Linked DNA regions of Mus musculus: region 2 is linked to region 1. The links are chromatin loops, found by intact Hi-C in ENCODE. Cell type or tissue: gastrocnemius. All regions are shown on one strand. Links, peaks and the distances in the headings refer to the core of each region. The heading gives the core; the rest is flanking DNA.

Region 1 (7,711 bases), core at 1,065-6,064:
CTGGGCTGGAAAGGCAAAGAGCACCTTGGAGAGAAGCTTGAGAGGAAGCTAGGGAGCCTGAAGGGAACAGGAAACAAGCTGGAGTGTGTGCTTCCTGAGGGTCGGTGAGGGGACAGGACCAAGGGCATTTGTGCTGGTCTGCTATTTTGTCCTACAATGGACAGAAAGATGGAACAGAGACCATGCTTCTATGCCGCAAGTTGCTTTTTTTTTTTTTTTTTTTGAGACAGTCTCACTGTAGGTAAGATCTGACTGGCCTGAAACTCACTATGTAGACAGAGATCTTCCTGCCTCTGCCTCCTGAGTGATGGGATTAAAAGCCTTGCCACCACAGCTGGCCTGCTGTGCCATAAATATTTTCTAACTTTCTAACACATATTCAGGACAGGGTTGTTTTGGCAAATGTATGCCCAGTTAGCATCACTAAATCATGTATGAGGAACTGACAGAATGTTTGTGTTCTGTCTACTAAAAACAACCCCAAAACAAAAACAAAACAGAACAAGAAAACCCACCATTAACCTATTCATTAGGACCCTGAGTAGCATTGAGTAGTATGTATCAGACACGCAAGTAACATTACACACAAGAAATGGCACTTTATCCCATTATCCTGGTGCCCATGGGGTCCAGGAGTCCACATGTATCCACGACGGGCTTAGGACTAGAAATACCTAGAATCTGAGCTCTGCCTCTGGGTTTCTGCAAGCATCTGCTTTTCTGCTCACACAGCACTCTGACAACAGCCCCTACAAGTGTGACTTTATATCGTCTTTGTTCAAGGGATCAGCCAGATTCAGTGTGTTAGGATTGTTTTCCTTCTGCAAAGAACACCACCAAAAACAACTCAAAGGGCTTAATCTAATTAAAGAATTTAATGGCTCACACAGTGGAAAATTCTAGGTTGGCTGGATCCAGGTGGTTAGAGGTCACTAACAGGAGCTGCCTCTCCCTCTGTCAGGACTGAAAAAGTGCCCTTTTTTGTTTAATGTTGCTAGAGCGTCAGATACATACAACCCAGGATCCCAATGAATAGGTGAATGAATGTGTGTGAGTGTGTGTGTGTGTGTGTGTGTGTGTGTGTGTGTGTGTGTGTGTAAGTAAATCATGTAGACAGAACGTCAACATTCTCAGTCCTCTAACCAGTTTTCCCTGGCTCAGTTCTCTTGGACCAGATAACTAACTGGCTGGATTCAAGGTCCTCTCCTTCACCAACAGCCTGGTTTTCTGAGAATGTCGAAAAGCCACAGAATGGGCTCTGGTCAAGCTTTGGCTCAGCCACATTTTCACTTCTAGTCCATGTGGACTTCAGATGGAAGGATGTGCCCAGAGGCCAGGCCCAGGCCCCACCTTAGAACTGGATCCTAAGATAGCACACCCCAAATATACAACAGTAACAGCAATTGTTATGTGCTGTGTCCTGTCTGGGGGAAGAATTCTAAGTAGGAACTCAGTTTCTTCCTCATTTTGTAATGGTCATCTCTTTATCCTTATTTGATAGATGGAAAGCAGAACTAAATCCTCACAACTAATAGTCTCCAACTTATAATAGTCTGACCTTAATGACAGTGTGAAAATGACGTGCATTTAATAGAAACCATACTTTGAGCTTGGAGCTTTTCCCAGGCTGGTGATAGATGCAGCAGGAACCTCCCTTGGAATGCTGAACAGTGCACCAAGCTACAGCTTCCAGTCAGCAGCACAGAGGGCTGTCTGCAGCAGTCTGTGTTGCTAAGCTGCTCGCTGCTCCTTAGGTGCAGTGTATTCTGCGCATTCTCAACTCAGTATTGTTTTACTGGCAATGAGCTGAGCCGATTCAGAACTTGGACCCCAGAAGCTGGACTTTTGACCATCCGTAGGAGAGACCTGCTCCAGGAAAATAGGAAATAGACCGTAGGCAGGCAGCAAAAGCAAATGCCCACAGCAACTCTGACTCCTTCTCTGTAAAGCCTTAGGCTGGACTTCCAGCTTGGTCAGACGTGAGAAGAAGAGTAAGGAATCAGGTTGTAGCAAGGTGACTGCTGCTTCTGTGACCTCAAACATGGACAAATTCCAGAAAACAGGAAGGACAGAAGAAGTGTCCTTCTCTGCGATTCTTCTTGAAGGTGCTGCGTGATGGCAGTAGGCAGTTCTTGTTTTGTTGATGAAGAGGTGTTGCAGGGTAGAGCTGGGGGCAGGGATGGGTCAGTGGGTAAGCCACTTGCTATGTAAGTGAGGGCCTGAGTTGGGCCCATGGTCCCCAGGACTAGTAAGGCCATGTGTTTATACCTCAGTGTTCTTACAGTGATCTAGAAGACAGGAGGCCTCTCAAAGCCTGAAGGCTAGCTGACCTGGCATGGGCAGCTGTGGACAACAATGACATCCTGATCCAAATGAGGGCTGCACCCAGGGTTTTCCTTTGACTTCCACTGAGGTGCCATGGCACACACGCAGCTGTACATACACATACCCCGCCCCCCCAATCTCCCTCTCTCCCCCCACCCACACACACGGGGGCGAGGAGCAAATGAGCAAGAGAGCTAGATTTATTGCAGCAGGGAGGGAACTTCCCACCTATCTATATTTAATAATCGTGTCTTTGAACAAGCTGACAGTAGACTGTAACAGAAGGAAAGGCGATTCCATTTTATGCATGGGTGAACCAGAGGAAAGGAAAATGAATACCCCTAAGCCTTCATGAGATCTGGAAACTTAGAGAGGATCCTGGACTACAGAGAGCAACAGGAGCATGGGCCTCCTTGAGGAAGGTGTTGAGAGCAAGCTGTGAGAGGAAGGAGGGAAAGTCTGAGAATATTTTGGTGAGCCCCAAAAGCTCCTGGGTAAGGAAAATTGCTCATAGCGACAGAAACCATCTGAACATGACAATGACCTCCTATGGTTCTGCCTCCTCTAGTTGAGGAGCTTCACAAGAGAGAGCATATATGACAATCAGTTTCTTTTCTGGAAGCTATCCAAAGAGATGAAGCAAACTCAAGAGAAAGCCCCTAGTAACATCCATAGAAAATAGCATCCCCAGCCTCTGCACTTCAGTGTGGCATTCCCTGAACTCCTTCACTGTCAGCTAACTACCTCTGGCCTATTTGTATGTAGCCTACCCTGAGTATGCAGGAAGGCAGCCAGCCATCACTCTGTGAAGGGGCACAGGGAGGCTACATGTCTGAAGGGAACCAAGCTTGTTCCCTGTTTTGTCATATCCCAGGAAAGGACCACAGGAAGGAGCCCAGGGCATCTTTCTATAAGGAAAAAGCACAATCGTTATATTTAGATATATTTCCGAATCACCCCAGACAATGCAAAAAGTAGACCCTTTTGCATATCCTCAGAAAAACTGAAAGGAAGGCCAGGGTTGTTGGCTCACACATCAACATCTCATTCAGCAAGCCGAGGCAGGAGGATTGTCATGAGTTTAAGACAAGGCCAAGCGGTAGAGCGAGAACCTGCCTGAAAGAAAACTGAACAACCAAAACCAAGGGAGGCTGCCAGTGAAGTGTCCTCTCTGTTCTTAGAGGTACAACGTGGTTAAGGAGTCGAGTCCTCTTAACTGACAATGACACCTGGGAGTCAAGAGGACGAGGAAGATCTTACAAGCCTTGAAGGTCTCCAAAAGAATTCCTACCTTGCCAAACAGTCACACTAAAACATGTACCTCATTAATTTTGTATGAATCTTTTGAGGGCACATACATGTTTACGGTATGTGTGCTTTGTGCATACAGGGGACTGAAGAGGACACTGGGTCCGTGGCACTTAGGTGGAGTCTTGGATTTTTGTAAGCCATCATGTGGGTGCTGGGTTCTGATCCTGCATCCTTTGCAAGAGCAAAAGGCGCTCTCAACCACTAAGTCATTTCTCCAGCCCCTCTACCTCACTCACATTGGAAGTCTCCCAAGTTGTTAGCACCCCCCGTTGTGGTACCACCTAAGCAATGCTGCAGCACGCTCTGTTCTCCACGATTACAAAGGTTTCTTTCTCACTCCTGTTTCAGTTGTGAAGCTCCAACCGGGGACCTGGTGCTAAAGAGAGCCTGGATGTTAAGACACAAGCCTTGGCTAGGCATGGTGACACACAACCTGTAATCTCAGCACTTGCCAGTCTGGGGCAGGTGCATCTGAGTTTGAAGCCAACCTGGTACATATATAGTGAGTTCCTGGGCAGACAAGGCTATGTAGAGAAGAGAGATCCTGTTTTAAACTAAACCAAACCAAAGCCCTGGGATAGTGAGAAAGGAGCAACTACCCAGCTGCGAGGGGCTCTTTCACCCACGTTCTGATGGTAAGAACAATTTGTATGGTCAAGTATGAACTAAGGATAGGAAAATCCCTGGGCATATTAAAGACAGCCATATAGCAGGCTGAGCACTTAAATATGTACTCTATCAAATGCTCATTACTCTCTCCCCCAAGGATTAAACAAGTCTTTCTTCTCAGATATTTAGAGGCTCACCAGTGGTTTCTGTTTGTGCTCTCTTTAATGTCTACACTGCTATAGATGTTGATTTTCCTAAGCGGATGTGTGCCCTTTCTAAGCAAGTCGGCAATAATTACAACTCTGGGAGCTAGGAGGGGCAAAAGGAACACGGTAAGTAAATGTAATGTTGCAAATGCTCTTGTTGGCAGTGTGCTGGAGAGCTTGGGGGAAGTTTTAAAGTCATATACATATGTATGCAATCCTCCCCTGTGTGTGTATACATTTTCAGTGGAAAGATGGAGAATAGGGAGACAGAATGGTTAGCTAGATCCCAGGAATCTGGGGAGGTCAACCCATTTACATTTTTGAATGTTTTTCTGACCCAAAGTCTACACTTTCCTGTGCCTAGTTTAGGTCCCCAAAAGAAAGAAATAAAACAGAAAACACACGGAAGAAAGGTATTTCTTCTTCTAGTAACTACATATCAACGTGGTGTGGTCTTTTCACTTGTGCGTATTCACTGATGAAATCGGATTAGCTCTCTCTAGCGCAAAAACGTGAGCTTTAATAAGAAAAGGAAAAGGGGAAGCTGAGAAGCCGAGATAGCACAAAGCCATGGAGCAAGTAAGGAGAAAACTTACTAAGAGAAAAAACGGAGGAAGAAAAGACCCAAACAGGAAACTCAGTAACTTGAGGAAAGGGCTCTTACTGGTCCCCAGTTTACTGCAGGCCACTTGTCCCCAGTCTCCCGCAGCTGGTGCTGGAATGTGGAGGTCAGGCGCGCCCCCTGCCGGCCGGGAGAGGCGAGGGCGGTCGCGGCTCGGCAGGGTCCGGCACGCGGAGACCCTTGGGTGGCCAGGTCCGGGGATGGAGTTTGCAGCCGAGGCTGCCGGCCAGGATTTAGAAAGGCGTCCATTTCGGCCAGCAGAGTGGCGGCGTGGAGCGACGCGAGCGCCCGAGCGCATGTGGTCGGGCTCAAAACCCGGCCTGGGCGTCGCACGCCCACTCCCCAGCCGCGCCGTGGTTAGGGATGCTCGGTAGTGTTCTCTCCCACTTCACTGCCACCAAACGCGGTGACTACGTTTAGTTCTCTACTTCGCTACGCATCCTTGGGCGCCAACGTCGCCGACTAACTGTCCACTTTAAGGTCGGCCTTTCTCCCATGCAAGGCACCCCACGCCCCTGTGCACTCGCCCTCCCTGGCGCCCCAAAACCGTAGGGCCTCACAGGAACTACACAGCACGGGCCAGGGGAAAGCGGCGGTACCGGGGAAGGGGACCGGAAACCCGCGTCTCTCTTCCCGGAACCAGCTTCCACCGCCTTCTGCCAATCCAGCCTTTTAAGGAGGAGCTCCGCACAGCGACTGGGCAAGGCTGTGCGCTTGCGCGGCTCGGGTACCCTCCCGGAACCGTGAGTATCTACGTGGAGGCACTGCAGGGTGGCCAGCGGGCTGTGTGGGCGCCAAGCCTCCACCCGAGGGTCCGAAAGGAGTCTCTGCAGAGCCCTGCTCCCACCATGCTGGGTTCCCGGGACTCTTTCGTGGGCGCGAGGGAAGCGCATCTGTGGCCCCCGGGTGTCGTGCGGGACGTGCTTTTTGTCCCGCGGGTTGTCCGCCAGTATTGTCCGCTCCAGCCCCCAGGGTGACTCCATCCACTCTGCCGTAGGGAGCCTTCTAGGGTCAAAAGGCAGGGCGAACCCTTAGGATTTAGCAGAAGTACGCATTTGGCTCCTTTGTCCTAGCTGAACATGAGGATGTAGGTTGGCGGACCAAACAAACAAAAATGTGGGAGCTGGGTCCAGACAGATCAGGTGCCCAGGGCCGTCACTGTCACTTCGTGTACCGTTCTTTATGTAATGCCCAAGTAGTAACAGGAGCCTGTAGGGTGCCACAGTAGTTAGAGATTTCTAGGCGTTTCCTCCTCAGAGTTATTAGTTGACACCAATTCAGAGCCAATTTTCACTTCCCTCAAGTCTCGGAGGAAAAGCTGTTGAAGAAATTGGATGCACCTCAGTCTATTTCTTAGTTTGAACTTGTAATAACGTCAACAGCTTTTCCAAGTTACTTAAGTAAGATACAGCACTCAACTTCTGACTCTGGTGACACTCAGGATTCTTTTTGCATGACAGGTCTCAGCAGAGATAGACAGAAGAAATGGCCCTGGTACCCTATGAGGAGAGCGCGGCAATAGGGCTCCAGAAATTCCATAAGCCTCTCGCCACCTTCTCTTTTGCGAACCACACCATCCAGATCCGTCAGGACTGGAGGCAACTGGGAGTTGCTGCAGTGGTGTGGGATGCGGTAAGTCAGCACTGCAGGGCCTTTGAAAACATCCACAGTTGCAAGACTGTATTCTAAAAAGGAAATTGATGGCTTTATTGAGATATGATTCATATATAGTCTCCACCAATGTAAAGTCTGCAAAAACACTGGGTGGTTCAGCACATCCATGGTAGTACACCCATTACATTATTTACAGTTTTTCATGGTCCCTGCATCTCCTTGCCCACCAGGCATTCCCTTTGCCCCCTTACATACATTGCACTTTGCAAAGCTGAGGGAAGTGAAATGACTTAGTTAGCTGCCCAGTGAGGACCGGAAGACTGAAAAGAAAGCGTGGGCCTGACTGCTCTGGGCTCATTAAGTTTGTTTCTGAAAAAACACACAAAGAATGTGTAGAGTCAGAGTCCGAAACTGACGTCATGGTTTCAGTTTTTCATGGTTTGGAAAGATTATTGCTTTTCTGCTTCTTATGAAGAGTCTGTCTTCAGCTGTTAAATAAATGATTGGCTTAAAGACTTGTACTCCTAGGGTATAGCTCCGGTGGGGGCGGGGGAGGGGTAAAACTTATTGAGTTGTAAGCAAATGCTCAGCATGTGAAATTCCAAAACTTTCGGTGAAACCCTACCCGCTGATGCCCAGAACATGCCCATGGTCCCTGTGGGACAGTGACTCAGCGTCACGGCTCAGGCAGCTGTGAGCACTGAGACTCGTCCTTCTAGCATGGCTTAGGAACCAGACAGCCCCTTGAAGAAAATCAAAGATTCACGTCATTTCTTCCAGAGCAGTTTTGTAAACTTCATGGAGCTGTGCTGTGATCCAGGAGGAAATGAAGCTTTTTAGCTAAGCTGCCCGGTAGCTATCTTACTGCAGCAGCAGCAGCAGCAACTAAGTTCCTGTGCTTTGGGAATTGTACTTTTCAGGCAGGGAGGGAGGGAGAGGAGAGGGAGGAGAGAAGAAAGGAACGGGGAGAATAGGAGTATCTTCATTCACTGTTTCTTCCTGCCAGCATTCGGCATCCTGAAGC
Region 2 (7,711 bases), core at 1,419-6,418, 53 kb before region 1:
TTGTTTTCGTTTTTTTGTTTTATTTTTGTGCCCTACAGAGTTATGTCAAAATCAGACACTACACAGCTCGCTGAGTATCTTACCAGATTCTCATGTTCCTTGTCTTGATTCATCCCTACGTGCCTTATTAAGGATGGCTGTAAGCCTGTAGTTTAACCTCTGCCGTTACTAACCAAACACTGACATACCCACATGTTCAGCATGGAAATGGAAACATTTATAAAATATTTTAGCAATACTTTTCCCTAGTAACAGTGTCATGTAGAAAGTGAAGAATCATGGCACCCTCTTCTCTGTCATCTTAAATTCCCAGTGGTGCCAAATATATTCATGTCAACAGATACTGTTCCAAAATACCAGCATTCAATTTAGCTGTATACCAAGCAACTGACCCAACACTTGTAGGAAACAAAAATATCTTTAACTGTCTCAGATGACAAAACAGTGAAAAATCAGATACTCTGTATTTCAACTGGATGGGAAGTTGTAAAGTAAGACATTTCTTAAAAGGCTAATAATCAACGTTGTATCTTCGTTAGTTGTGCTATTGTAATTCGCCTCAGTCCAAGTTTTTGTCAGCCATATGAAAATCCTGTTTTAGCCAACTCTTAGTAGCATCTAAGTATTAATATTAAATCAATGAGAAATGCAGAAGTCTGTCATATACTGTAGCACTGTCTGGAACATTTTGGTTCCCTTTTTTCTGTTTGGGGATAGTGATGTGGAACAGTATCTTCTGTACACAACAGGACCACTGCATGCAAACCACATGCTCTGACACAGAGCTATATTGCCAGTGCCTATCCAGCATAGTAAATACTGATAATTGTAGCAAGAATAATTACTAAAATATTATCTAACTCTTAGTACCTGAGTATGTTTTAAAGTGTATTTTTATTATTTGAGGATTTTATACAAGGCTATATTTTCATCATACTCATCTATAACTCCTTCCCCTAACATCGCCAGGATCCAACCCACCTCCTTCAGGATCCATCCTTATCCCCTCCAGCTCTCTCGCGCTCTCTCTCTCTCTCTCTCTCTCTCTCTCTCTCTCTCTCTCTCTCTCATCGTCCAAATCCAGCTTGTGCTGCCTATATATTCATGGGTCTGAGGCTTCCACCTGGAGTGGGATTCACCTATCAGGAGCCACACCCTTAAAGAAAACCATCTCCTCTGTCCCTAGAAGTTATTGGCTGTCAGTAGCTCCTCATTGGGGGGGGGAGGGGGGAGGGGCTCATGCACCCCTCCCAGCTCTGTGCTAGAATGTGGATAGAGATCTTGTACAGGCAAACCTGGTTGCTGTAAGTTAGTGAGCTCCGTCAGTGGTCCTGTTGTGTACAGAAGATACTGTTTCATTCTGATGCATTCAAACCTCTTCTTCCTATAATCTTTCTCTCCTCTCTTCCACTGTGGTGCCTGAGCCTTGTGGGTAATGGTGACATAGTTATCCCTTTTATGACTGAGCAACCTCCAGACACTTATCTGTACTTGGAATTTCTTCATTAATCTCCATCCACTGTACAAAGAAATTCATCTGATGAGATCTCACTGCAGCGCCAAACTATGGAAAGATAAGCATTTAGAGGTCTGTTTGATAGTATGTCTGTTTAGCAAAACAATAATAGTAAGTTCACCGCCCGCCCCCACTCCACTCCCCAACCCTGTGCCTGTGAGCTCCCCAACCAGAGATCCTTGGCAAGATTTACAGTATCCGGTGTGAATATCCTCCTGTGGAGTGGGCCTGAAATTCAATCAGAAAGTCATTGGTTATCATCATAACATTCATGCCACTGTTGCATACATGGGCATTCTTGCCTTGTAATCCTTATTATAGCGCACAGGCTTCAAAGTCAGGGTAGACTGTTGACCACTTTCACTCCAGGAGCGTACATAGCATCTTCCAATACTGTGAAAGCTAGCCAGTACCAACTTGATTTCTCCACGACTTGTGACCAAAGTGTATTGTGTCTTCAGAAATAGGGTCTTACCATCAAGTTCTGATGGGCACCCAAGAGTAATGGCAATAACTTCTATGATTTTTTTTTTTTTAATGACTGGAAGCTTCCCTACTGTTGCCTGTGCCGTGGGTGCTGCCCTGCCCTACCTGCCCTTGGGGGTTGGAGATGAGGTGGCACAGAATCAATGACTCAGACTCCTAGCAATGCCAGCAAGCTCACTGCTGCAAACTCCTTTGATACCCGCCCCCGTGCCCCCATTGGTCCCAGAAAGCACCTCTTCTAAATAGCAGTTCCTGATTGGCTGGCATTATTTGTACTAGCAATCCTTGGTCTCTCAGGCAGTCCTCAATTAGGTCCTCCAGCAAGAGATGCTTTTGTGGCTGTGGAGCCCCCAGCATTTACATAGAGGTAGCCCTGCCTTCCCGGCCACACCCAACAGATTTGTGAGACAGGTAAAATGGCTAACGTGCACTGTAGCCATCGGGATGCTAAGATTTTTGCTGAGAATTATGTGTTTCAAATTCTTAGTCTGTTTTTATATAAATTCACTCACTTCCCATAATTCCTCCACAAAACAGTGCCCCCACAAGCCTCATTTAGGTATAAGGAAACCACGATCCCACAGCTGTCAGGAATAGAGTGAGTGTGTGTAAACTTGGGCAGTTTGGCTTCCAGCTCAGCGCTGGTAAATGGCTGCTCTACACTTGCTGCACCCTTCGAGATTTTGTTGTGCTCTATGCACTGATGTGTTTGATGTAGTTCATTTCTCAGAAGAGGGAAAGACTTGACATAGCAGTACTGTAATGACCAAATTAAATCAGCATGTCATCTTTTGAAGACCAACCAATAGACATCCTTTGCAAGTTTTATAAAGTGCCACTTGGACAGAGCTTAGAGCTGGGATTCAGTACCTAGGTTTATATAGATTTCCAACCCCATACTCTTACCACCCAGGTTACTATCCAGGAAGTATCTGTAGCTTCAAAAAGTACAGAAAGACTGCCTAGGACAAGAACACACACTGGCAAAATCCAGGGACTACGAAGCACCACAGATACCCTGTGCCTGTTAGGTCTAGAATCGGACATTCTCTCCTTGCTCCTCTGACAACTTCCATCCTACTAGGCTCAGAAAGGGAACCAAAGGAGACAGGGGAAGCTCCTATCAGTAAGGAACTAGTCTTGGATGGCAGGCATTCTTGGTTGTAGCAAACCCTACTTTTCATGGGTTTTTCTCAGGCTGGAAGACATGAGGTCAGGACCCATCTTTGTGGTTTCTTATATTCTCTACTGGTTTGTTTAGGCCAGTATTTTGAAAGCTCAGGTGACAGGCAAACTGAAAGCTCAAGAAAAACTATGTGCAAAGTGAGATCCAGCTTGTGGTTTCTCCTCACCATTGATATTGTTTGGGGAATTACTTAGGTTTTAAGTTGCAGGGATTTCTGGTTTTCTCAAATTACGTTTTTCACAGACACACACACACACACACACACACACACACTCACTGCCTTACTTTTGACAAGTGTATTAAAACTTTGGAGATGGTGCCAGCCCGGCCTGGTGCCGTATGTGAATGTTTCCCTCCAGAGCAGTGTTTCATTCGCCAGTGATATCCACACGATTACCACTTTTGTTTCTTTAGAAAGAACTTCCCTCGTACAATACGCTATTGTCATTTGTGTTTTCTGAAGTCATTGCTGTCCTTTGCATCGTTGAATTGAAATGCTTCGTTCACAATCAGAACTCTGTGTGAGTGGCACCCCACCACAGATAGCACCTCAACTTGAGACGGCTCCAAGTTATCCAAGGGAGTCTCAATTGAGGGCTGCCCCATCAGATTGGCTTATGGCTTTTTCTGTGGGGAATTTCCTGTGGGTTGATATAAGAGGGTCCAGCCCACTGTAAATAGTGTGATTCCTGCTAAGGAGGTCCGGGGTAGTGTAAGAAAGCTGGCTTTGAATGATCCAGAGTGAGCAAGCCAGTAAGCAGCATTTCTTCATGATTCCTTCCTCTGCTCCTGCTTGAGTTCCTGCCTTTTTGTCCCTCAGTGAGGAGTTAAAACCTGGAAGTATAATCCAAATAAACCCTCTCCTTCCTAGATTGCTTTTGGACATGGTGTTTGTCACGGCAACAGAGATCAAAGTAGAATAGTGGTCCTTGTAGATAGATTTCTGCACCAGAATAAGAAACAAAAGCACGACTTTAACAGAAGGAATACTTAACTGCTTTTGAATTCTCTTTCTCTGCTGATCTATTTATATCTCAATCTTTGTTTCTAAATTTTAGTACATTAAAGTGGTTTTCCTGATTTTGCAAAACCTGAGCAAACATGCAATGTGGTTTCTTTATGTGCATAAGACAGATGAGAAGCCAGTGTTAGCCTGGATGCAGGTTCAATGTAATTTAGCCTTTTCGGGGTTAAGTGTTGAGGGAAAGTCTGCTCAAGTGTACGTTCAGTTTATTTGATCACACAGATGCTTAGTTTAAAATGGAATAAAGAGCTGATGTTGGAGGAGATGCTGTCTTAGGTATGTATTCATTGATTCATTGAACATTTTAGTAGTTCAATACAATTTTCAAATGCAGGTACAACGTTTCCTCAAATCCAGAATTAGAATTGGAAGCAAGTCTGTGAATGTGGTCATTGATTTTCCTTACTGGTTGAGTACAGGCATATTCTGTCCATCCAGTGTGCTAAACCAGCATCCTATCATCTTTGCATCCAACTAGTAAACATGCTTGGTGAAAATTTTACCCAGAAAAACTTCCAATTGCTGTTTTTGTTGTCATGGCTCCTTTAAGGCAACTGTAAGTGATAGTAGAATTCTCTGATGCTTGTTCTTTTTTCTTTACATGAACACTCAGATACATATGTGTCATGCATGTGCATATATGTACACACACACAGACACACCAGATTTTGTACAGTTCATATGATGACTTTGATACTTAGAGAAAGAAAAAAAACTGCATGCATATGGACAAAAGCTAGCTTGCATATAATTCATTAAAAAGTCATAAATACAAACTAAGGGCATAGGCAAAGAGCATGGTTATTTATTGCAGGGCTATTAGCAATGAAAAATATAGGGACAACCCAAATATACATAAATGAGAATTATTAAATGAATATTACATCTGTGAGGAAATACTGTGCAACCATTGAACTGCATTTCACTTTTAGCTTGTTTTTATGTGTGTGCATGTAGTGTGGAGTGTACAGGTGTATGCGCATGACCTGCTTGTGGAGGTCAAAGGACAGCCTCTGATGTTGGCCCTTGGGTGGCTTTCACCTGTTGTCTGAGACACAATCTGTCACTGGCCTGGAATTTTGCTTTTCTGTTGTTGTGATAAAAGATCACAACCATGGAGATTTAAGAAGGGTGGGTTTATTTAGGACTTATTGTCCCAGAGGGCTAGAGTCTATCACCATAAGTGTGAGGAGCATGGCAGCAGGCAAGCATGGTATTGGAGCAGCAGCTAAGAGCTCACAATGGGATCCATACAGGGAGCAGAGAGTGCACAGGGGATGGCAAGCTTTAAGACCACCCAAGTGACACACCTCCAACAAAGTCACACATCCCAATCCTTCCCAAACAGCCACTAACTGGGGACCAACTTTTCAAATGCCTGAGACTTAGTATGGGGCATCTCATTTAAGATACAGCAAACAGTTTAAACATTTGCAATCTAATTAAAACTATTAAGTAGCTTCCTAATTATTTTATTTTATGCATATGGGTGTTTTGCCTGCATGTATGTCTATGTAGCATGTGGTGGTGGTGGTGGGGAGTTTGGGAGCCAGAAAAAAGCATTGGATCCCTTGGAACTGGAGTTACAGATTGGGAGCCACCATGTGGGTGCTGGAAATTAAATCCAGGCTCTTTGGGAGTGCAGCCAGTGCTCTTTCTTAATCACTGATTCGTCTCTCTAGATCCAGTCAAGTGGCTTTTTTTTTTTTTAATCAAATTCAGTGAGACTCACATGATTGAGTTTCTAAAATCCTTACAAGTAATTCACCCTGGAGCATAACCAATAAAAACGTGCTCAAATCTACCTTCTGTAGTTTCAATCATGATCCATTCTGAGCAGAGGCTTTGGAGTACTGTGAGCGCTGTTACCTTCAAACACTCTTCTCCTGGTGGCACACTCCTTCCTTTCCTCCTTGTGCTCACTTATTTTGCTCTCTTTTAATTGTATTTTACTATTGATTTCCAGTTATCTCAGCATTCTTGTGTGCATTCCTCCTGTTTCTTTACTCTATTTCAGTGGGTCATTTTCTCTGTGATGTTTGGTTTTGTTGTCTTTAACAGGTGCATTGTTTTTGAGATATGCCTTGAGTGGTAAAGATGTCTCCCAAAATATTACCCTAATTCTTTCGTGGTTGTCACATGATCTAGCAATTTTCTTTCAGTCAGAGTTCTCTAGAGGAATATAAACAACATAATGCACATGTCATTTCAAAGGGGATTTCCTGGATTGGATTACATGATTGAAGTCTAAATGACTTTCTGCGGGGTAGAAAGCCAGAAAAACCAGAAGCTGTTCCCTCCACCTATCTGGAGGCCTCAGGACAAGAATGACCAATGAGGATGCTTCCAGTTTGAGGCTGAGGCTTCCAAGCTCCCTGGAGAGTTGTGGGTATGACCCCAGGTGGAGCGGCTGGAGACATAGCATCTGGTGCACATAGGCAGTGGCCACAGTAGGCATGCTCACTCAAAGGGGCTGAGCTTTTATGTATTGGTTGGTTGATTTTTTTTCCTTCTCTTGCTCTGGGTGAGCCCTCAGCCTATAGGATAATGCTGCTGACAGTCAGGGCGGGACTTTCTCCTCCAGTTGCTATGCTGATCTGTGTGGAATGTTCTCATACACACCCAGGAGTGCTTTATTAGCCTGGTCATTCTTCAGTGCAAATCAAGTTGAGGGGCAAGATTAACCATCTCCCTTGTTCAGGACCTATTTTTATACTCATTTCTAAGATTATGTTCTCACATCACATGAGGAACACAAGTTCTAATCTTATACCTTCACATGGGTTTTAATTTCTCAGAGGAGATCTCGTCTTTAAAAGGACACAGGGCATAAGCTCTTGCTAGGTTCTGGTTGATGTATCTAATGTCCTTTCCCAAAGGAACCATGGCTGGAAGCAGTTAGTATTTATAACCAGGACTACTTGATATAAGGTTGTACATGTTTTGAGTTTTATGTTTCATGTTTCGAGTTTTATATTTTATTCTGGTCCTAGGATTTCCTTTGGAGGGCTGAATATTTCTAAAATGCTAATGCATTTTATCTAAAACTATTATCTTTCATGGGAAGAGTCCTGTGGAACTTTGGGATTTTAGAATGGGAAGTTATCTCAGTTGGATTCCAAGTCTTTGAGGACTTATTTAGCTTAATTAATTATATCGTGTCTATGTGTAGTATGCGTGTAAGTGAGGGCACACATTTCACACTGTGCCCATGAAGGTCAGAAGACGTTGATTCTGTCCTGCGGCACTAGTTCTGGCAGTCACACTGAGGTCGTCAGGCTGTACAGCAATGGAGCTGTCTTGCTGACCTTTTGATGGTTTCTAAAGAACAGTATCTTAGATTCTTGTTACACAGCTGATATGTCTCTGTTCATTTTGAGGACCACTACATACAAGAGACTAGTGACTAACTACAGTCATCAATAATTTACAATGTTTTCCACCTTTTGAAGTAAGTTCAAGGCTCTTCCCATATGATTCCATGATCCTTACTTCTTCA

Evidence for each region. A loop is a pair of places that touch in the nucleus more often than their neighbours do. Peaks named below come from ENCODE experiments on the same cell type or tissue, not always from the same donor. Only the 100,000 strongest peaks of a DNase experiment are listed, where the experiment ranks them.
Region 2: a loop joins it to region 1, with 2.0 times the contacts of the local background. A loop is called at or near these places in 3 of 42 quality-filtered maps.

The regions. Positions count from the first base shown.
Region 1 is chr1:64,615,267-64,622,977 of GRCm38, reverse strand. Mettl21a (methyltransferase like 21A) reads left to right here and starts at 5,214. Exons shown (of 3, transcript NM_025964.4): 1 at 5,214-6,705. The coding sequence starts at 6,559. In gastrocnemius, for the core only: a CTCF peak has its summit at 5,203 (motif pointing left); DNase peaks (open chromatin) are centred at 3,896, 5,219 and 5,750; H3K4me3 peaks cover 1,728 bases; H3K27ac peaks cover 2,077 bases.
Region 2 is chr1:64,668,656-64,676,366 of GRCm38, reverse strand. No RefSeq gene overlaps it. Among named protein-coding and RNA genes, the nearest start is that of 2810408I11Rik, 18 kb to the left of the region's middle. In gastrocnemius, for the core only: no CTCF peak of the experiment used is centred there; no DNase peak of the experiment used is centred there.